4 separate regions of the Homo sapiens genome follow, and regions 1, 2 and 4 are each linked to region 3. The links are chromatin contacts, found by Hi-C or POLR2A ChIA-PET in ENCODE. All regions are on one chromosome and are shown on one strand. The core of a region is the stretch at or near the end of the contact, and the rest is flanking DNA. Distances in the headings are between cores, read along the strand shown. Region 1 overlaps BDH1 (3-hydroxybutyrate dehydrogenase 1). Region 2 holds the start of LMLN (leishmanolysin like peptidase). Region 3 overlaps RUBCN (rubicon autophagy regulator). Region 4 overlaps LRCH3 (leucine rich repeats and calponin homology domain containing 3).

Evidence for each region. A loop is a pair of places that touch in the nucleus more often than their neighbours do. ChIA-PET counts read pairs that join two places held with the same protein, here RNA polymerase II (POLR2A). Pooled maps may share reads with other maps.
Region 1: a pooled map shows a loop between it and region 3 (2.4-fold over the local background). The contact joins two enhancer-like sites. A Hi-C loop is called at or near these places in 1 of 50 pooled maps. POLR2A ChIA-PET finds 5 or more read pairs at or near these places in 4 of 52 experiments (A549, H1, MCF 10A and 1 more).
Region 2: a loop to region 3 is called in a pooled map, with 4 times the contacts of the local background. The contact joins the promoter of LMLN here to the enhancer-like site in region 3. A Hi-C loop is called at or near these places in 10 of 50 pooled maps. POLR2A ChIA-PET finds 5 or more read pairs at or near these places in 7 of 52 experiments (CD4-positive, alpha-beta T cell, H1, Panc1 and 4 more).
Region 4: a loop to region 3 is called in a pooled map, with 4 times the contacts of the local background. The contact joins two enhancer-like sites. A Hi-C loop is called at or near these places in 8 of 50 pooled maps. POLR2A ChIA-PET finds 5 or more read pairs at or near these places in 2 of 52 experiments (H1 and OCI-LY7).

What each region holds. Positions count from the first base shown.
Region 1 is chr3:197,513,339-197,518,839 of GRCh38, forward strand. It overlaps BDH1 (3-hydroxybutyrate dehydrogenase 1), which reads right to left. Exons shown (of 8, transcript NM_203314.3): 7 at 926-1,078. Among named protein-coding and RNA genes, the nearest start is that of LINC02012, 6.4 kb to the left of the region's middle. Within about 2 kb of position 3,338, at least 9 of the 41 ENCODE cell types and tissues checked have a DNase peak (open chromatin) inside an H3K27ac peak, as active enhancers do.
Region 2 is chr3:197,958,735-197,964,156 of GRCh38, forward strand. It overlaps LMLN (leishmanolysin like peptidase), which reads left to right and starts at 1,483. Exons shown (of 17, transcript NM_001136049.3): 1 at 1,483-1,706. The coding sequence starts at 1,512. DRC9 (dynein regulatory complex subunit 9) reads right to left here and starts at 1,257. Exons shown (of 12, transcript NM_032263.5): 1 at 1,111-1,257; 2 at 795-985. RefSeq lists an enhancer at 260-760 and a silencer at 1,312-1,541.
Region 3 is chr3:197,709,331-197,714,557 of GRCh38, forward strand. The region is part of intron 2 of RUBCN (rubicon autophagy regulator); the gene reads right to left. Among named protein-coding and RNA genes, the nearest start is that of RUBCN, 25 kb to the right of the region's middle. RefSeq lists enhancers at 21-130, 2,667-3,287, 3,008-3,302, 3,011-3,380. Within about 2 kb of position 3,126, at least 39 of the 41 ENCODE cell types and tissues checked have a DNase peak (open chromatin) inside an H3K27ac peak, as active enhancers do; they include CD4-positive, alpha-beta T cell and Panc1, where a contact is called at or near this core.
Region 4 is chr3:197,876,890-197,882,156 of GRCh38, forward strand. The region is part of intron 20 of LRCH3 (leucine rich repeats and calponin homology domain containing 3); the gene reads left to right. Among named protein-coding and RNA genes, the nearest start is that of RPL35A, 71 kb to the right of the region's middle. Within about 2 kb of position 1,687, at least 2 of the 41 ENCODE cell types and tissues checked have a DNase peak (open chromatin) inside an H3K27ac peak, as active enhancers do.

The sequences.
Region 1 (5,501 bases), core at 2,088-4,587, 200 kb before region 3:
TCCAGGTGTGTCCCCGGGAGGGCACTCAGCCCATCCAGGTGTGCCCCCGGGAGGGCACTCAGCCCATCCAGGTGTGCCCCCGGGAGGGCCCTCAGCCCATCCAGGTGTGCCCCCGGGAGGGCACTCAGCCCATCCAGGTGTGCCCCCGGGAGGGCACTCAGCCCATCCAGGTGTGTCCCCGGGAGGGCACTCAGCCCATCCAGGTGTGTCCCCGGGAGGGAACTCAGCCCATCCTGGGGGAGGCACCTTTCAGAAAGCTCTAAATTTGAAGTCACTGAAGGGTTGGGGTTTCCATCTAAAATCCTACAGCTGCAGTCTGTGTTCATGCTTGTTGTTGCTAGGACTTCACCATAGATGTATGGATCTTACCCTTTTTGCCACAATTGTTTGCTATGCCAGAGAAAAAAATCCAAGTCAATGACTTCTAAAGTGGTTTGCTCACATTTGGCCACCCACATGGTTTGGGTGTTTTGTTGGTTTTCCAAATTTCTAATCTTGATTTTTACTATTGTTCCCTAATACCACAATGATCTCATTTTTTAAACTACGATATAAATAACCCATAGAATGAATATGCCAGATTTTACTAACCACACCTGACTGATACAAAGATGTGTACACACAGCTTTGTGCAAAGGGTGATTCTCTCTATAGATTAGGTGTGCAGAGTGGATGGCTGCTCAACTCTTTAAGCTTTTGCTGCATGGACCACTGACCTCTTACCTGCTCTGCTTCCTCCTCCCCTACCCGGCCACAGCCCCTCTGCCCACCATCACCCCAGGCCCAGCATAGTCCCTGGGATTCACGAGCTCACCTCTGCTGAGTTGTGGACATTGGAGCTGCTGGGACAGGTATTTCCATTCTGAGCAAAGATGAACACGTGGGGCAGGTTCAGGGGCAGGAGGGAGCTCCCTTTCCCACTCACCTTTGGCCCTTCGGATGAGGGGGAGAAAGGATTTCGTCATCCGCACTGTGCCCCAAAGGTTCACTTCTGCCACCTGCTTGTAGGTCTCCAGGCTGGTGAACTCCACCTCCCCGAACGTTGAGATGCCGGCATTGTTAACGAGGCCCCACATGCCTGGACAGGAGAGGGATAGATGTGCATTTACCACATGGGCTTGGCCCAGACATTGCCCATCAGCCTGCAGGCCAGCCTCCTCTCTGCTTCTTTCCTGTGACTTCCCAGCCTCTCGCCCAGTGCTCTCAAGAAACTTTCTAGAGTCACTCAGGAACGACAGGAGGTAAAGAGGCCTAAAGTGCTGACTGCAGCCCTCCCTTGCGTCTAGAATGTCCAGTCCTCACGTCACATCTGCCTGGCTCGAGTCTCTGGGCCCATCATGACCCAGCCTGCCGTGTCCCCCGGCCTTCAGTCTCACCTCACCTCAAATTCCCACTTCCACTCCACTCCACCCCATCCCATCCCCACACCCTGAGTTTGAGTTTCACGCCCCGTTCCTGTTTACTCATCTCTGCCCTTGAGCTTTTGCTCACGTCTTCTCTTCTCTTGCCAGAAGCCAGGGAAATCACAGGGGAGGTGGGCACGAGGAGGCAGCTGTGTTTTGCAGGGACCTCTCTGAGTTCAGTTTGTTGGGGTGCAAAGGCTGGATGGGTCAGAGCCTCAGGACAGAGCTGGGCCCTGCCTCTTTGTTGTGGAAACCCTCAGTGTTTGGTCTCCCGGGCCGATAGCCCCGTGCTCCTTCCCAAGGCACAGCCTCAGAGCAGAGCTCCCATCCTGGGGCCCTCCCCTGCCTGTGGGAACTCGGCGCTGCTTTATTTTCCAAGTTAATCATGGAAATGAGTTTGTGTAAATGACAGAGTAATTGGTCTCTAGCTGCTTTCCTTCCGTGTTACCCAAATTAAAGCTTCATTCACTGCCCTCTGGTGCCTTCTCCTTCAATTATGGAGAATTAAGGGCATTTATTAGGGAAAGGAAATTGCTGGTTAACAGAGTGTCCATGAAGAGCTCACTCCCACTCTCCACCAAAGCCTTGCGGGTGTCTCCCTGCTCTAGGTCTCACCTGTGACCTCGCTCAGATGCTAATGACAGGATCAGCGTCATCCACGACCCCACAGCTCCCACTGTCTCCCTGCAGACGCGCCCTGAGTCTTCACCTTCTTCTCTTCCCAGGAGGAGCAGCAGGCCACTCCCCACCCGTCATGGCTGACACTTCCACGTCATCTTCGAGACCATAGCCACTGATCCTTCTCTCTCTTTTACACAATTTCAGCTTTTCCACTGCCCATGACTCCATCCCTTCAGTTCTATACACATTAGGAGCTCAACAAATGTGTGTTAGATGAATGAGTGTCCACAAATACCGCATTTCCATATCCCGAAGATCCTTCTGTAACTGTGCTACCTGCTCTCCCTCCCTCCACGCCAGGCTTCCAAGAACTCTATCCTGTAATACAAAGATTAGCCGGGTGTGGTGGCGGGCACCTGTAGTCCCAGCTACTCGGGAGGCTGAGGCAGGAAAATCTCTTGAACCCAGGAGGCAGAGGTTGCAATGAGCCGGATCATGCCACGGCACTCCAGCCTGGGTGACAGAGCACGCACACACACACACACACACACACGCGCGCGCGCGCGCTCTATCCTCTCCATCTCCCTTCCATACCACACTGGGTCCCAGCCCTCAGCTGTCCTGACCACGCAGTCTCCAGGGTCTCCAGGGTGGTACACCAAGGACCTCACCCCCAGTCTTCACTCTCCTCAGGCTCGCTACGATATGAGTACTGCCAGTACTCCTTGAGGCTCACCTCTCCCTCAGCATTAGTGATACCCAGGCATCTCCTGCATCTTCCCTGACACCTTTCTTTCACCTGCCCCCAGATACAAGTGGCCCCCAATGTCCTGGCCTAATCCTGCTCCTCTCAAAGTACACTTAACTCTTAGGTGTCCTCATCTTCTTCATGTTTGTGAATTTTGCAGCCGTTTTGTGTTTGATTCATAACGGACAATATCCCATGACTTAAAATGCATACAGCCCTTTCTCTACCTAAAAATAAAACAATGACATTTGACGCTACTATCCAAAAAAGTTTAATGAAACATGACCTGTGAAAGTGCACAGCCCCTGGATTACAGCTTTAATGAGTGTTGAGAGTGGTGGACCTAGTTGCCATCTGGAATCCTCAGCCAATGTTCTGAATAAACTCACGGAGGCATGCCCGCTGGTTGGGTGACAGCAACTTTCCTGTAACATCCCCAAGATCGCCTCCGCACCAGTGGCCCCTCAGTTCTCCTTGGGAGTCACGGCTCTCTCTCCTCATCCCATCTCCTGTCTCGCTTCCACCTGAATGTCCCACGGGTCCCTGACTCACCCTAACCACAACCAACACGTCAAGTTTCCAAGCTGCCCAAGCCTGCTCCTCCTCTTTGTTAATGATTTTACTTTTGTCTGTGACTCCTCCAGCTCCTCCACCCCTCCCCCACCTACTGAGTCACCCAGTACTGCTAATATTACAGCTCAAGATCAACATGACAGCTGGCAGACCCCTAATCAAGCCCTTTACATTCATTAACTTCCCTGATCCTCACAACCACCCTGGAAAATAGATCCTAAATTGTCTCATATCCGGTTGAGGCAACTGAAGCTCAGAGAGGTTAAGCACCTTGGTCAATGTCACCCAGCTAACAGGCAGGGAGGGTGGGATTTGGACCCAGATCTCTCTGAGGACAAAGTCCCCACGCCCCAGGCTGTTGCTGGTTTCCTCTGCTGGGTCAGTTCTTCCTTCCTGTTTCCACTAGCATTCCCTTGGGTCCTCGCTGCCTGTCTCCTGGGCTGCTGGAGAAGCCTCCTGGGTCTGTTTGTCTCACTCACTCCTCCACCTCCGTCTTCACCCCACCCCTCAGGCAGACCCATCAGTCACTTCCTGCTCTATGGTCTCCATCCCCCCTCAGGCCGACCCCCGCATCAGTCATTTCCTGCTCTATGGTCTCCATCCCCCCCTCAGGCCGACCCCCGCATCAGTCATTTCCTGCTCTATGGTCTCCATCCCCCCCTCAGGCCGACCCCATCAGTCACTTCCTGCTGTATGTCTCCATCCCCTCCTCAGGCTGACCCCCCCACCCCATCAGTCATTTCCTGCTCTATGGTCTCCATCCCCCCTCAGGCCGACCCCCTCATCAGTCATTTCCTGCTCTATGGTCTCAATCCCCCTTCAGGCCGACCCCCCCATCAGTCACTTCCTGCTCTATGGTCTCCATCCCCCTTCAGGCCGACCCCCCCATCAGTCACTTCCTGCTCTATGGTCTCCATCCCCCCTCAGGCCGACCCCCCCAATCAGTCACTTCCTGCTCTATGGTCTCCATCCCCCTTCAGGCCGACCCCCCCATCAGTCACTTCCTGCTCTATGGTCTCCATCCCCCCTCAGGCCAACCCCCTCATCAGTCATTTCCTGCTCTATGGTCTCCATCCCCCTTCAGGCCGACCCCCCCATCAGTCACTTCCTGCTCTATGGTCTCCATCTCCCCCTCAGGCTGACCCCCCCAATCAGTCACTTCCTGCTCTATGGTCTCCATCTCCCCCTCAGGCTGACCCCCCCCATCAGTCACTTCCTGCTCTATGGTCTCCATCTCCCCCTCAGGCTGACCCCCCCCAATCAGTCACTTCCTGCTCTATGGTCTCCATCTCCCCCTCAGGCTGACCCCCCCAATCAGTCACTTCCTGCTCTATGGTCTCCATCTCCCCCTCAGGCTGACCCCCCCCATCAGTCACTTCCTGCTCTATGGTCTCCATCTCCTCATCAGGCTGACCCCCCCCAATCAGTCACTTCCTGCTCTATGGTCTCCATCCCCCCTCAGGCCGACCGCCCCCCATCAGTCACTTCCTGCTCTATGGTCTCCATCTCCCCCTCAGGCTGACCCCCCCAATCAGTCACTTCCTGCTCTATGGTCTCCATCTCCCCCTCAGGCTGACCCCCCCCAATCAGTCACTTCCTGCTCTATGGTCTCCATCTCCCCTCAGGCCGACCCCCCCCCATCAGTCACTTCCTGCTCTATGGTCTCCATCCCCCCTCAGGCCGACCCCCCCCATCAGTCACTTCCTGCTCTATGGACTCCATCCCCCCCTCAGGCCGACCTCCCCGATCAGTCACTTCCTGCTCTATGGTCTCCATCTCCCCCTCAGGCTGACCCCCCCGATCAGTCACTTCCTGCTCTATGGTCTCCATCCCCCCCTCAGGCCGACCCCCCCGATCAGTCACTTCCTGCTCTATGGTCTCCATCTCCCCCTCAGGCTGACCCCCCCAATCAGTCACTTCCTGCTCTATGGTCTCCATCCCCCCTCAGGCCGACCCCCCCCATCAGTCACTTCCTGCTCTATGGTCTCCATCCCCCCTCAGGCTGACCCCCCCCATCAGTCACTTCCTGCTCTATGGACTCCATCCCCCCTCAGGCCGACCCCCCCCCATCAGTCACTTCCTGCTCTATGGACTCCATCCCCTCCTCAGGCCGACCCCCCCCATCAGTCACTTCCTGCTCTATGGTCTCCATCCCC
Region 2 (5,422 bases), core at 233-2,732, 250 kb after region 3:
CTTCCTTACTGAGATGATGCAGCATTTGTAAATAATAAATGTATGTTTTTATGTTTTTCTCCTCCCATATGGAAATTAAGTCAAAAGTACTCAAGTCACCGTTGCCAAAGGAGGAGTCCTGTGGTTTACAGGAAAGGGCTTGCGTGGCTGGTAACTTGTCCACTACACCATTGAAACAGCTTTGCCTCCTGGCTGGGCGCGGTGGCTCACGCCTGTAATCCCAACACTTTGGGAGGCGGAGGCGGGCGGATCACCTGAGGTCATGAGGTTGAGACCAGCCTGGCCAACGTGGTGAAACTACGTCTCTACTAAAAACATAAAAATTGGCCGGGCGTGGTGGCGGGTGCCTGTAATCCCGGCTACTCGGGAGGCTGAGGCAGGGGAATAGCTTGATCCCGGGAGGCAGAGGTTGCATTGAGCCGAGATTGTGTCACTGCACTCCAGCCTGGGCGACGAGTGAAACTCCGTCTCAAAAAAAAAAGAAACAGCCTTTCCTCAGCATAACACTATTGTTACAGCCAGGAGCTTAGGATGACTGGTTCCATTCTTTATTCACAATAGCAATTTATTTGTGGTATTGTAGTGGAAAGGGCACGTTTCCTAAGTTACAAATGTGGTTTGGAATCCCACCTTCCACTAGTTGTGGGATGATACACACATTTAGTGAGTATTTACTTGTAAAATGGTAATACTTAAAACACCACCCCATCCTCGTAGCTGAATCTCCACCCATAGTTTGTAACTTGAGGTTTTCCTTCTTTCCTACTCCTTCATTTCCCAGTATAGTAGCTTACCTATTCAATTCCCGTTGAATGACTTCCAGCTCAGTGAGTTCGTAATTTTACTTCTTAGTGTCATGAGCCACTGGGATTTGTCCCAATTTCCCATTTTGTATAGTTCCTCACGGCTCAGTTTCGAAGGCAAGGTTTCCTTAATGGCCAGGATCCCCCTTATCTCAGGTGCAGTGGCAATTCTTGGCTGGAAACTAAAAGATGGAGTTGAGTAAAACAGTAAACGGTGTATCATAGATTTTTATAGGAAATGGCGTTAGTTAAGTAATGGGCCTAAAGTTGGTGACTCAGGATAAGTAAATGAAAGTATTCCACTCACCTTTTCATACAGAGGACTACACTGAAAGATTTTGCAGAGGGTTGTATGTACGTCTAAACACCTGGCACCTAGTAGGTGCATGTCACTTTGGTAAATGAAAGAACTGAAAAACTGCCTCAAGACACCCACATACGGCCAACGCCCGCTAGCCTTTCTTCCTCCCACAGCCCCACTCACGTGGGCCTCCAAACAGCATTTATTGGCCGGCTTCGCGCCACGAGACGCGATGGACGTGATCGCCGCCCTCATCTTCTGCGGCGAACTTCTAGCGGGTGACGCTGTCCAATCGGAAAGCGCCTTTCCGCCGGCTGGGCCCTCCGTCTACCCCCAGCGGCGAGGGGCGGGGCCGGCGCGGGCGCAGAGGCGTCACGCACTCCATGGTAACGACGCTCGGCCCGAAGATGGCGGCCGAATGGGGCGGAGGAGTGGGTTACTCGGGCTCAGGCCCGGGCCGGAGCCGGTGGCGCTGGAGCGGGTCTGTGTGGGTCCGAAGCGTTTTACTCCTGTTGGGCGGGCTCCGGGCCAGCGCCACATCTACTCCCGTCTCCTTGGGCAGTTCCCCTCCCTGCCGGCACCACGTCCCCTCTGACACTGAGGTAGGGCGACATGGGCGGGAGCGGGCCCTCTCAGGGTAAAGTCACCCAGAAGGAGCAGGCGTAGGAGATAGTGACTGGGAGAAGGTGTCCTGGATGAGAAAGCGAAATTGGGGCAGAGCCTGACTCTTACAGGCCTGGGACCCGCTCTCAGCTCCCTACACCCTGCAAGTTGGCTGTTAGGCGCTCAGAACAGTATCACTTCTGTGCGGAGGGTTGTGCTTAGCAGTAGCCCTCGAGGAGTGGTTTTCAAACTTGAGCGTGCATCACAGTCACCCGACGCACATGGTACAACACGGATTGCCGCCCTCAGTCCCCCACTTAGTGACTCAGTAGGTCTGGGATGAGTCCCCAGAGTTGACAGTTTACGTTCCCAGCTGGTTGGTGAGATATGCTTGTCCGGGGACCACTTTAGGAACCGCTGACCTGAAGTTTCGGGAAGACATTGAACGGAGAGCCAGATAGAGGCGTTGGTGGGACGTTGGGGGCTCACTGGAGACAAAATTCAGGTTTCTTTTCACGTTATGTCGTCACTTTGTTTGCTTTACCCGGTTCCTCTGCTCTGGAAGTGCCTGCCCGCCTCCCATCCCATTTTTCTCTCTGCTTAAATTCTTTGTCTCATTTCAAATTCCCTAACCTCAAGGCAGCCTGCTGAAACCACCACAGCGCAATATTCTTTTCATTAAAAAGTACATCGTGTCTGTACTCCCTCCTGGCATTTAACCAAGTACTGCTATGGGATAATGGCTTATTTTTTAGGCGTATCTTGCCTTTGCAGTTAGATTATAAGGTTCCGTGGGATAAGGTTTGTGTTTCATACTTTGATTCCTTCACAGTATTTAGGTCAGAGGTGGGTCCACGATAATCCATATTCTTTGAGAAAGGGAGAGTACCTGGGGCAGGGCTGCATGCTGATACACCTACACATGTTCAATTCAGCCCAGAAATCTAAAGACACTCATTTTTATGGTAATTTCCCAAAATGTTACATGCATACTCTTCATAACCAAGTGAGCCAAAATATTAACTTCGGAGTTTATAGCTTTTTTGCAGCTTTTATCATGCTGCATTTTCGCTGAATTCTTTAAAAAAAATTTCCCACAAAACCCTGCACTTCTCTCTTTTAATTTGGATTAAAATAAGAGAAAGAGTCCTGGTCCCTAATACGTTTCGCTAGTTCCTCATAGAGTATATAAATACCCTGTCGTCCTCACTATTCTCCTTGTTTTAACCTGGACACGGAGTATAGCCAGGAGCTACAGTGTTCACTGTAGTTACGCTAATGACTATACCTCTGTTCAATGCTACAGGAAATTACATAACTTTTTTGGTTTTGGTGGTGTTGGGGAGCTACAAAACAGTTTTACTTTTTAACTGGTTCTCAACTAAAGCCTGTAAGTTTTGTTTTTACCTTTTATTACGCCGGTACAAACAACATCAGAATAATTTAATGAACCCGCATGGACCCATCACCTAGCTTTAACACCTAGCTTTAAGGTTCCGCCATTCTTGTTTCATATACTTTCAGCCATTCCGCAGCCCCCTACTTGAGTTACTGTTCTTTTGAAGTTTTTTGGTAAAATTTACATATATTGAAATGCCACAAATGTATCCATGCACATCCACATAAAGCATACAACCCATCACAACATAGAACGTTCCCACATCTCCAGACGTTCCCTCCTGTCCTGTGCCAGTCTCCTGCCCACCCCAGGCAACTAGTTTTCTAATTGTTTTTTTTTTAAATACTAGATTAGTTTGGCCAATTCTAGAGCTTCGTGTATTGAATGGAATTATATGGTATGTACTCCTCTGTATTTGGCATCTGCTCAGCATTATGTCTGTGAGATTCGTGTTGTATGTGATAGTAATTTATTCCTTTGAATTGCTGAGTATTCCATTGAATACTTATATCACAATTTGTTTTTCCGTTATCTTGTTCAAAGATGGGTATTTTGGTTTCTTCCAGATTTTAGCTATTATAAATAAAGCTGCTGTCAATATTCTTGTACAGTAATTTTTGTGGATATATGTTTTCATTGTTCTTGGATAAATACCTAGGGGTGAAATTACTGGGTCAAGGGTAGGTGAATGTTTATAAAAAATACTAACCCTTTCTCCAAAATACTCTACCATTTTACACCCCCATCAACAAAATATTAGTTATGGTTGCTGCATATCCTCACCAACAGATGTCCTTTCTAAGAAATCTTTAAATACCCCCTAGGTCATAAAAATATTCTCCTGTGTTCTAGAAGCCTTCACTTTTAGGATTATGATTCATCTGAAATTAATTTTTATATATGATGTGAGATAGGGGATCAATATCCTTTTTTTTTTTTTTTGCCCCATATGGGTATTCAGTTGCCTGGATTATGTACCTCTGTAATAAATATTGAAATCAGACAGTATTGTTATTGTAAGCATTCCTGCTTTGTTCTTCCTTTTCAAAATGATTTTGGCTATTTTAAGGCTTTTATATTTCCATATAAATTTATTTATTTTTTGGCAGGGGGAGGCTCAAAGACAGATCCATATAAATTTTAGAGTCAGCTTCTCAGTTTCTTCAAAAAAGCCTGATGGGTTTATGATTGGGATTGCATTTACTCTATAGATGATTTGGAGATAATTGACATCTAACAGTATCAAGTCTTTCAATCCATGAACATAATGTATGTTTCTCCATTTATTGAGGTGATGCATAATTTTTCTCAGCAAAAATGTATAGATCTTGCATTTTTTCTTCTGTTTTCTTTTCTCTCTCTTTTTTTTTTTTGTTTTGTTTTGAGACAGTCTTGCTCTGTCACTCAGGCTGGAGTGCAGTGGCAGAATCATAGCTCACAGCAGGCTTGAACTCCTGGGCTCAAATGATCCTTCTGCCTTAATCTCCCAAGTAGCTGGGACTCCCAAGTATGCGCCACTACACTTGGCTAATTTTTTATTTTTTGTTGAGACAGAGTCCAGGTGGGTTTTGAACTCCTGGCCTTAGGCGATCCTCCTGCCTCGACCTCCCAAAGTGCCAGGATTACAGGCATGAGCCGCCGTGCCCAGCCAGATCTTGCATGTTTTTTGTTAAATGTTTTCCTAAGTCTTTTATTTTTTGATGCCATTGTCAGTGGAATTATGGTTAAAGTTTTCCAGTTGTTTGCTGCTAGTATGTAAAAATACACTGCTAGTAGGTAGAAATAATTTTTGTATATTAACCTTGTCTTCTGAGACCTAGCTAAACTTATTTATTCTACTAGGGTTTCCTCCCTTACAATTTTTGATGTTAGCAATGTATTAACTATAAATAGGAACAATTTTTGTTGTTGTAGTTTTGTATCATTTATGTATTTTTTCCCCCTTATTGCTCTGGTGAGGACAGGCAGTTCCAGGCTGAGCAAAAGTGAGATAGCACGCCTCCTTGCCATTTGTTCCTGATCTTAGGACCAGTCTCTGACCATTAAGTATGATGTTAACTTTACATTTTTTTGTAGTTCCCTTTATCAGATTGAGAAAGCTCCCTTTGGTTTCTGGTTTCCCGAGGGTTTTTATCCTGAATGGGGACAAATTTTGTCAAATGCTTTTTGTTTTTTCTGGTAATTATTGAGATAATCATATAGTTTCTCACTTTATGAACTGTTATGTGGTAGATTACATTGCATTTTCCAATAGTAAATCAACGTTGCTTTTTTGGGATAAACCTTACTTGGTCATGTTGGCTTTGGTAATTTTCT
Region 3 (5,227 bases), core at 1,876-4,375:
AGATGCTGTAAGAATGAGGAACTACCCGCTACCATAATGAAAAGCTACTATGGGTTTTTTTTTTCTTTGAGACGGAGTTTCTCTCTGTTGCCCAAGCTGGAGTGCAATGGCGCGATCTCGGCTCACCGCAACCTCCACCTACCAGATTCAAGCAATTCTCCTGCCTCAGCCTCCTGAGTAGCTGGGATTACAGGCTTGCGCCACCATGCCCGGCTAGTTTTGTATTTTTAGTAGAGACGGGGTTTCTCCATGTTGGTCAGGCTGGTCTCAAACTCCCCACCTCAGGTGATCCGCCTGCCTCGGCCTCCCAAAGTGCTGGGATTACAGGGGTGAGCCACCGCGCCCGGCCTGAAAAGCTACTATATTAAAACTGAGTGGTGATGGCAAATAAACAGAGAACAACACACCAGAATAGAAATTGAGAAGTTGATACAAATGCATAGGAAATTAAATACATTCCAAATAAATTACAGATGGAACAATTTGAATGTAAAAAACTAAGCCATAAAAGTAATAGACAAAACCATGGGAAAACACTCTTAATAACTGCAGAGTAGGCTGGGTGTGGTGGCGCACACCCGTTTAATCCCAGCATTTTGGGAGGCAGAGGCAGGCGGATCACTTGAAGTCAGGAGTTCGAGGCCAGCCTGGCCAATATGTGAAACCCTGTCTCTACTAAAAATACAAAAATTAGCCAGGCGTGGTGGCATGCACCTGTAATCCCAGCTCCTCGAGAAGCTGAGACGGGAGAATTGCTTGAACCCAGGAGGCGGAGGTTGCAGTGAGCTGAGATCGTGCCACTGCACTCCAGCCTGGGCAACAGAGTGAGACTCTGTCTCAAAAAAAAAAAAAAATCACACAGTAGAAAAGCCCTTTCTAAGCACCACACAAAGCCCTAAGAGAAGTCATAAAAGAACTGATTAATTTGACTTACTAAAAGTCAGATATTTTGGCACAGTAAAAGCCACCATAAGAAATGTCAAAAGACGGCCGGGCGCGGTGGCTCATGCCTATAATCCCAGCACTTTGGGAGGCTGAGGCGGGTGGATCACCTGAGGTCAGGAGTTCAAGACCAGCCTGACCAACATGGTGAAACCCCATCTCTACTAAAAATACAAAATTAGCTGGGCATGGTGGCACATGCCTGTAATCCCAGCTATTTGGGAGGCTGAGGCAGGAGAATCGCTTGAACCCCAGAGTCAGAGGCTGCGGTGAGCTGGGATTGTGCCATTGCACTCCAGCCTGGGTAACGAGTGAAACTCCATCTCAAAAAAAAAAAAAAAGAAAGAAATGTCAACAGACAAACTAGGAAAAAATATTTGCAACTCCCATTACAAAGGACTAATTTCCTCAATAAATAAAGAATATCTATAAATCAGTAGGAAAAGACTAAATCTACTGAAAATAGGAATAAAATAGGAAAAAGTTCACAGGGAAAAAAATTCAATGACACTTATAATATCTTTTCATGCTAAGAGAAGTGTAATCTTTTACTTTTTTTTTTTTGAGATGGAGTCTTGCTCTGTCGCCCAGGCTGGAATGCAGTTGTGTGATCTTGGCTCACTGCAAACTCTGCCTCCTGCCTCCTGGGTTCAAGTGATTCTCCTGCCTCAGCCTCCCAAGCAGCTGGGACTACAGGCACATGCCACTAAGCCCAGCTAATTTTTGTATTGTTAGTAGAGACAGGGTTTCACCATATTGGCCAGGCTGGTCTCAAACTCCTGACCTCGTGATCCACCTGCCTTGGCCTCCCAAAGTACTGGGATTACAGGCGTGAGCCACCACGCCTGGCCTCTGGTGAGGATATTTATATACATAACTTCCTGGAGAGTAATTTAGCAATAGCTATCAAAATATCAAATGCACATGCCCTTTAAGAATTCTAGGAATTTATCCTACGGTAAAGGGCAAAATTATTTATACACAAGCACTGTTACTAATAGCAAATGATTGGAAACAATCTAAATATCCATTCACCAGGGGACTGGCTAAATAAGTGATGGTACATACGTACAATGGAATATTATAAAATGACAGCTGTAAGAAAGAATGAAGAAGCTCTCTATGTAATGATTTCGGATGAATTACAAAACATATTAAGTGAAAAAGGCAAGATACAGAATAGTTACTACAGTATGCTATTATTTATATTTAAAAACTTGCAGGTATAGCAAAGAAAATCATTGGTAATTGCTTTTATAAGCATAAAAATTCTCTGGAAGGGCTGGGCATGGTGGCTCATGCCTGTAATCCCAGCACCTTGGGAGCCAAGCTGGGAGGCTGCCTGAGGCCAGGAGCTTGAGACCAGCCTGGGCAACATAGTGAGACCCTGTCTTTAAAAAAAATTTTTAATTAAAAAAAAAAATTCTCTGTAAGGAAACTAGTAAATGGTAGTTTTTTATGTGATCAGAAGGGAGCAAGACTTTTCACTGTATAGTTTTATACTTTTTTGATTATCTAGCTACGTAAAATACAGTGTTCAAAAATTAAATATTTTTCAAGTTATAGAGTGATATATATAGTACAACCTTAATGTTTTTTTTAAAACACATAAATACATAGAAAAAAGCAGAAAATATACCTCAATGTTAGAGTGGTGACTATCGCTTGGTGTTGGGATTATGGGTGATATTTACTTTCTTCTAAAGTCTTTTAGGTATTTTCTGAATTTTCAACAAAGAAAATATATTACCTACATTACATATTCAGAAAAAAACCACAGAGGTCTTTTTTTCATTATTGATTTTTTTTTAATTGGACCATCTATGCTGCCAAGAACTAGTTTCTTCTTGATTGTGGCAAAAGGAGGAATCCTTTCACTTCTCCTATTCAGCTGAGCAATCTCAGGGGCTAAATGTCTCCACATTTCTAAGCAACAGAAAAGAGGCTATCAAATATGCCTTGCCTTCTGGAAGGACTAAAAAGGTAGCCCAGATGCAGCTGTCAAGAAAAATGAGATCCCTCTAAGAATACGATCATGATGTTACAGCTTTCCTAAGGCCCTGAGTGAATTTTTAAAAATACAATTCACATTCCATAACGCATCCTCCTGAGAGCCCAGAGGGGACATGAGCAGCATGAATCACTGTATCAGCCCCTCCTCCTGACGAGGGCACAACACCCAGAATAGCTCGGTGATGACGCAGCAGCCTGAAACCTTTGAAAGCCCTCATCTTTCAGAGGGAGGAAATGAAAGCGAAAAACAAGTTCTTGACGCAGACTTTAATTCTCAGATCTTTACCAGGCAGAACAGAGCAGCAAGGAAACCGGCACGGATCTTTTGATTCTTCCCACTAGAGCCTGCAGTTGCTAAATGTGTGTGTGTCCATATGACAAATCTGCCTGATTAGCTCTGCTTCTGATTACTAACACTACTGGGGTTCTCAGGATAGGAGGCATGTAAAAAAGGAGAGAGAAAAGATAAAATAAAAACAAATAAAAAAATTAAAAATACTACTGCTATTTTGCAGATGATCATATGCTTTGATATTTTTCATTCTGATGACCAGATACTTTCACAGATATTATCACTTTTTTTTTTTTTCTGAGATGGAGTTTCGCTCTTGTCACCCAGGCTGGAGTGCAATGGTGCAATCTCAGCTCACTGCAACCTCCACCTCCCAGGTTCAAGCGATTCTCCTGCCTCAGCCTCCCGAGTAGCTGGGATTACAGGCATGCACCACCACGCCCGGCTAATTTTGTATTTTCAGTAGAGATGGGGTTTCACCATGTTGGTCAGGCTGGTCGTAAACTTCTGACCTCAGGTGATCTGCCCGCCTCAGTCTCCCAAAGCGCTGGGATTACAGGCATGAGCCACTGTGCCTAGCCAGATATTATCACTCTTAATAACTATAACAAGATATGTGAATAGTGTTTTGCATTTATCAAGCAGCTTTCATTTGAGATTCTCATTGATTTGACTTCCATTTCTCTTTCAGGCACAGATAGTGAAACTGTCTTGTAATATGGTTAAGTGATTACTCTAGATGACAGTTTAATATTAGTAACAGGGCCAAGAGAAGAACCCATTTGCTATTAGGACACAAGTACCTGACCCATTGAGTGGCAGTGCCACTCATCTGGTAGCTATTTTGGTCAGCAGCCTGGGAAACTTGCACTGAGTTTCTGTAAAACACACTGGCAGGATTCCCAAGTTTCTGACTTGGGAGACTGAGCAGGTCAATGCCACAAATAGGAAGAAGGGCAATCTCATGAGAGAACATAAGTTTAGTTTTGGTAATGTTGTGCTCGGGCCTGAAAGACAGCCAGACAGTAAGGTACAGGAGACAGCTAATCTTCTGGATTTAGAGTTCAGCAGAGAGGTGAACCTGCTGAACCCTGAGGTGGGGGTCATCAATGGGTGAGTGATCGTGCAATGTGAGCAGATGAAACTGCTTCAGGAAAATACACAGAGTAAGAAGAGAGAAGGGCATACGGCAGAACTGCATTAAAAAAAATTCCAGGCCAGGCACGGTGGCTCATGCCTGTAATCCCAGCACTTTGGGAGGCTGAGGTGGGCGAATCATGAGCTCAGGAGTTCAAGACCATCCTGGCTAACACGGTGAAACCCTGTCTCTACTAAAAATACAAAAAAAAATTAGCCGGGCGTGGTGGCGGGCGCTGTAGTCCCAGCTACTCGGGAGGCTGAGGCAGGAGAATGGCGTAAACCCGGGAGGCAGAGCTTGCAGTGAGCTGAGATCACGCCACTGCACTCCAGCCTGGGCGACAGAGCGAGACTCTGTATCAAAAAAAAAAGAGAATACAAAGACAAAAGAGTTATATAATTTGCCCAGCACCACTCAGTTAATGGTGAAGCTGAGATTAAAATGTGAGCAGTCTGATTCAAAAGTCCGTAATTTTAACTGCTACGTCACTTTATTTCCCATGGATGTGAGCAATGAGTCTAGATTCTGATCTAGGTTCTAACTGACTCCAAAGACTTTTGTCAGTCTATGATACAATGTTGCCTCCTCAGTCCTAGGATGGTGCTTTTTGCTGTTTTGGGTTTGCTTTTTTTGTTGAGACAGGGTCTCCCTCTAGGCTGCAGTGGCACAATCATAGCTCACTGGAGCCTCAACCTCCCAGGCTTAAGCAATCTTCCCAGCTCAGCCTCCGGAGTAGCTGAGTCTACAGGCATGCACCACCATGGCTGGCTAAGTTTTTAAATTTTTTACAGAGATAGGGATCTTGCTGTGTTGCCCAGGCTGGTCTTGTATTCCTGGCCTCA
Region 4 (5,267 bases), core at 437-2,936, 170 kb after region 3:
TTTACCCAACTCACCGCACCCATGGCAGTGATTCTCTTTACCCAACTCACCGCACCCATGGCAGTGATTCTCTTTACCCAACTCACCGCACCCATGGCAGTGATTCTCTTTACCCAACTCACCGCACCCATGGCAGTGATTCTCTTTACCCAACTCACCGCACCCATGGCAGTGATTCTCTTTACCCAACTCACCGCACCCATGGCAGTGATTCTCTTTACCCAACTCACCGCACCCATGGCAGTGATTCTCTTTACCCAACTCACCGCACCCATGGCAGTGATTCTCTTTACCCAGTTCACCGCACCCATGGCAGTGATTCTCTTTACCCAACTCACCGCACCCATGGCAGTGATTCTCTTTACCCAACTCACCGCACCCATGGCAGTGATTCTCTTTACCCAGTTCACCGCACCCATGGCAGTGATTCTCTTTACCCAACTCACCGCACCCATGGCAGTGATTCTCTTTACCCAACTCACCGCACCCATGGCAGTGATTCTCTTTACCCAGTTCACCGCACCCATGGCAGTGATTCTCTTTACCCAACTCACCGCACCCATGGCAGTGATTCTCTTTACCCAACTCACCGCACCCATGGCAGTGATTCTCTTTACCCAACTCACCGCACCCATGGCAGTGATTCTCTTTACCCAACTCACCGCACCCATGACAGTGATTCTCTTTACCCAGTTCACCGCACCTCTTTCTAACTAGCCAGGAGTTGACTAGGCCACAGCATCACATGTTACAAAGTGAAAGAGAGAGCGCCCAGCTCCACAGATCATCTGTGTCAGCCAGCAGGATTCCCAGGATTGTTTTTCTCTTATGAAAGTAGATCATCATTCTATTATTTATTTTTTACTTTTTTCTTTTGCTGTTTTTTTTTTAACTGAATTATACAAGAATGGAAATTTACATAAAGTGGTAGTTAGCAAACACCTTTTTGATTCCTATGGACAAATTGAAAGCAAAATTTTCGTTTTTATATTATGTTGTTTTATAAAGGGTCATCTTTTAGAACAGACCTTTTTAAATATTTTGAGAGCACTGAATATGGTTTCTGAAGAAATAACATACATTCTTTTAAACAAGTTTATTCTAATAGTGCACATTAGCCTCCAGTTCTTCCCTTCTGCTTCCTAAAGAGGTTCTTGCTACACAAACATCCAGTGTCTGCTCTAGTTCCCTGCCACAGTGTCTTTAAACAAAGAGAGTATGGCATGGGTTGGTGCAGAGAATGGGAAATGCAAAATAGACAGGAGAGTGCTGAAAATGGCCCCACTCAAGCAAGTCATGTTGACTTACCAGATGTCAAAACCTGTTGAAAGGTCTAAGCCTGTCCGCGGGGCTTTCGGAAGCATCCTCTGAGGGTCTCTGAGATTTAAAGTCCGTACCTTGGAATTATTTCAGGATGTTCCCACCATCAGCCAACAAAGTACAAAACAGTGTGCCTTAAAATACACATTTAAGTTGGTATTTGCATGCAGTGGTTGACCATGTTTGTTATGGGCCAGCCTGCCCCTGTTCCTACCAGAGCTGTGCTGTTGGAAGGCAAGTACGAAGAAAAAAAAAATACAGTTTTAAAAGACTGGGTCTTTTTCCAGAGTGGTTAGGCTGAGGTTTTGATGCATCCTCCCTCCTTCTCCGTCACCAGAAAGAGGAAATGGACGTTCCCATAGGCTGCCCCTTCCTTCTCCCCTTCCACCTCCCACCCACGTCCCCACCACAACCACTGCCAGTTTTACACGGCTTCCTAGCAAGCTGCTACTTCTGCTGAAAAATTAGTCATCTGTCTAGAACAAAGTGAAAGAAAATGAATAAACGCACAAACTCGTAGGTTCAAACTAGCCTTCTGAGGTCCCTCTGCCAGAGGAAGAGAAGAAACTTCTACCTCCTCGTCTTCCTTTTTCTCCTGGTCTCCAGGTCATTCTGGCCTTTACTTAAACATCCCCACTTTGCTCTGTGTGACTTGAACATTGGGAATGTAATAATGACCACTTTTGAAAATGTAAAACAGAAAACAATATTACAAATATTTTTGTCAGATTCTATACCCAGGTAAGATAGATAAAGACAAATAATTTCCCTTCTCTGTGTAACTTTTAAAGTGTTGTACAAGTTAAAGTATGAGTGAAATACTGAAGAACAAGGCAGTTATTAAAAACCTCTGATGACATTGGGCATGTGGGTATTTGCTTTATTTTTATGCTTCTATTCAATATGCTACATTCAAAAAAACTGTAATGGGTGATTAAAAACTTGTATCTGAGTCCAGTATCTTTTGTCCCAGAGTCGTTATGTTATGTGTTAAAGGATGTCTGTCTCCCTGTTGTCAAGTCCATTCTTGTATTTATTTAATGAATTTTGCAATCTGTAAAATGGAGGGTTTGGATGATCTCTGAGGCCCTTAACAGCTCTGCCTTCATTTTGAACACATTCTCGAGCTGGACTTGGTTAAAATAGACACCCCCTGGCCGGGCGCGGTGGCTCACGCCTGTAATCCCAGCACTTTGGGAGGCCGAGGTGGGCGGATCACGAGGTCAGGAGATCGAGACCATCCTGGCTAACATGGTGAAACCCCGTCTCTACTAAAAATACAAAAAATTAGCCGGGCGTGGTGGCGGGCGCCTGTAGTCCCAGCTGCTCGGGAGGCTGAGGCGGGAGAATGGCGGGAACCCGGGAGGCGGAGCTTGCAGTGAGCCGAGATCAGCGAGACTCCGTCTCAAAAAAAATAAAAAATAAAAAAATAAAATAAAACAGACACCCTCTGATTTTTAGAGGAATGCCAAGTCATTGAATGCATTTGGCTTCTGGGTAGTAAATTACCCCCGGATCATGAGGCTTTCCTCAGTCTTTGAACCTTTTTGATGTACATGGCTTTCTCCAAAAACGTCCGTCTCCTCAGCCTCTGCAGTTTTCGTCCTTGCTTTCTGACCTACTTTTTTTTTTTTTTTAAATAGAGGAGAATGAGTCAGGAAAGAGGTTGCTTCACACACACCTCACTACATTCAGGCCTCACACGACCCTAAACCAACATCCACTTCTGTGTATTGTATTTTTTTTTTTTTTTTGAGACGGAGTCTCGCTCTGTCACCCAGGCTGGAGTGCGGTGGCGCGATCTCGGCTCACTGCAAGCTCCGCCTCCCGGGTTCCCGCCATTCTCCTGCCTCAGCCTCCCGAGTAGCTGGGACTACAGGCGCCCGCCACCACGCCCGGCTAATTTTTTGTATTTTTAGTAAAGACGGGGTTTCACCGTGTTAGCCGGGATGGTCTCGATCTCCTGACCTCGTGATCCACCCGCCTCGGCCTCCCAAAGTGCTGGGATTACAGGTGTGAGCCACCGCGCCCGGCCTGTGTATTGTATTCTTAATGTTCAGACCAGTCACCAACAAACGAATTTTATTCTGCTATTTAGTAGTAAGATCAGGCTCAGCATGGAGAAGATTCTTTGTAGTTTGGGTTTTCAGCGTTTTATTTTTGTTCCTCAATGTAAAAATGTTACAGGATGTGTATATGTGAATATGACTGAGATGATCATATGAATTCTATACTCAAATCTGCATTTCTGATCCACTGACTTTGTTTTTCTGTTTTCCTTTCCTGCTTACACTTTGGACAGGACAATCTTTGTTCCCCTTCCGACATCCTTCAGCTAAACCTCAGCGTTAAAAGAACTGTTGAAACGCTCCTTTCTCTTGGGGCACACTCAGAAGAATCCAGTTTTGTCTGTCTCTCTCTGCAGCTTCTGGGTTTTGTGGCATTTTACTGTACTGTGATGTTAACTCTCTGTGTGCTTTATTACTGGCTCTTCCCCGCTCGCTGAAAGATTGCACTCCGGTGACTTTCTGCCTCATTCCTGTGCTTGGTAAAGGAGGTTTGTTTCTCATCCAGAATTATTTACATAAGTGCTTTTTCTCCCTGCTGGCCCTCAAAGAGCTAACCCATAAAGGAGGTAAATCCTTTCTTTATATTTGCAGATGAGCACCCCCTCACATTAGTAAACATTTACGATTGCTAACAAAGAGTAAAAGACCAGCATTTTTTCTCCTGGTCATCCGTCCATTCTCCTGGCCTGTGGCCTTGTTTCTCTTACCATAAATGCTGAAGCATTTTTACTAATACAATTCTGAACTTGTACTTCGAATATGACATGTAGAGCTTTATTTCCAAGTCACACAATACAACTCCCATCTGGCCATTTTTCCGTGCCTCAGCACAAGTGTTGAATTGTGGAGTGACTGAACCTTTGCAGCAGCTGCTCACGAGGAGAACCGTCGTGCCTTTTCTGGTTTTGGCCGCACCCGGTTACTTAGATTTCTGCTTTGAACTGTGTCCTGAGATCCTGAATCCCCGCTTTGTCGGTAGGCACAGGTCCATATAAGCATTTGCGGTCTGGACGTTTCAAAGGTATTGGCCATAATTTTAATAATTTTAGTTTGGTCAGAATGTTCAGTTTGAAGATCACCCACATTCCCTAGACTGCTCTTCTGAGCCCAGTCTATACGCTGTATGTGCTGCACACGAGCAGATGGGCTGGAGCTGGCCTCTCAGGGTGGGCACCTTCCAGATTGTGTTTGTTATGTGTGACTGAGGTTCACTCCCAGCATTCTGTTTAAATTTGGAATTTATGTGATTTCTAACATATTCAAACCTTCTTAATAGTGAAACAGTAGCAGGAGAAGTATTAGGGCAGCAGTCCCTGTTCTGTGCTCAAGGCAGTGAATATTGTCTAGCTCTTTCAGAATGCGTAGCACTTAGCTGCTAGACGTTAATGCTGGAAACTATAATTGCGGTTAGATTCTAGTTTCATAAGTGGTGTTTCTGAATATTCAGGAACCTTCTGAACTCTGTTAACAAAATTGGGATAAAGGATGAACTCAAGTGTGAAGAGAGATTGTGAGGAGCATAATATCCGGTTTAGAATTCAGCCTGAGGGAGGAGCATAACATCTGGGTGTAGAATTCAGCCTGAGGGGCTCACTGGTTTGGTTTTCTTCCATATGAAATGGGACAGCTATTTTCACAGGTCAAAAGACTGTTCACTATTAATGCTGAAACACTCAACACTGTGATGATGAAAACTTCAGTTTTCTGTGTCAGTAGGTGCCTTTCAGACTTTGGGGAATTGGGTTGGTTATATTTTTAAGATGTCTCAGAGTTGAAACACCTGTTAAAAAACACACACAGGCTCTCATGTGGTTTAGGGGTTGTAATTGTACATTCTCTTGAGAACACACGGCACTCCCTCTAGTCCAGCTGGGAGGT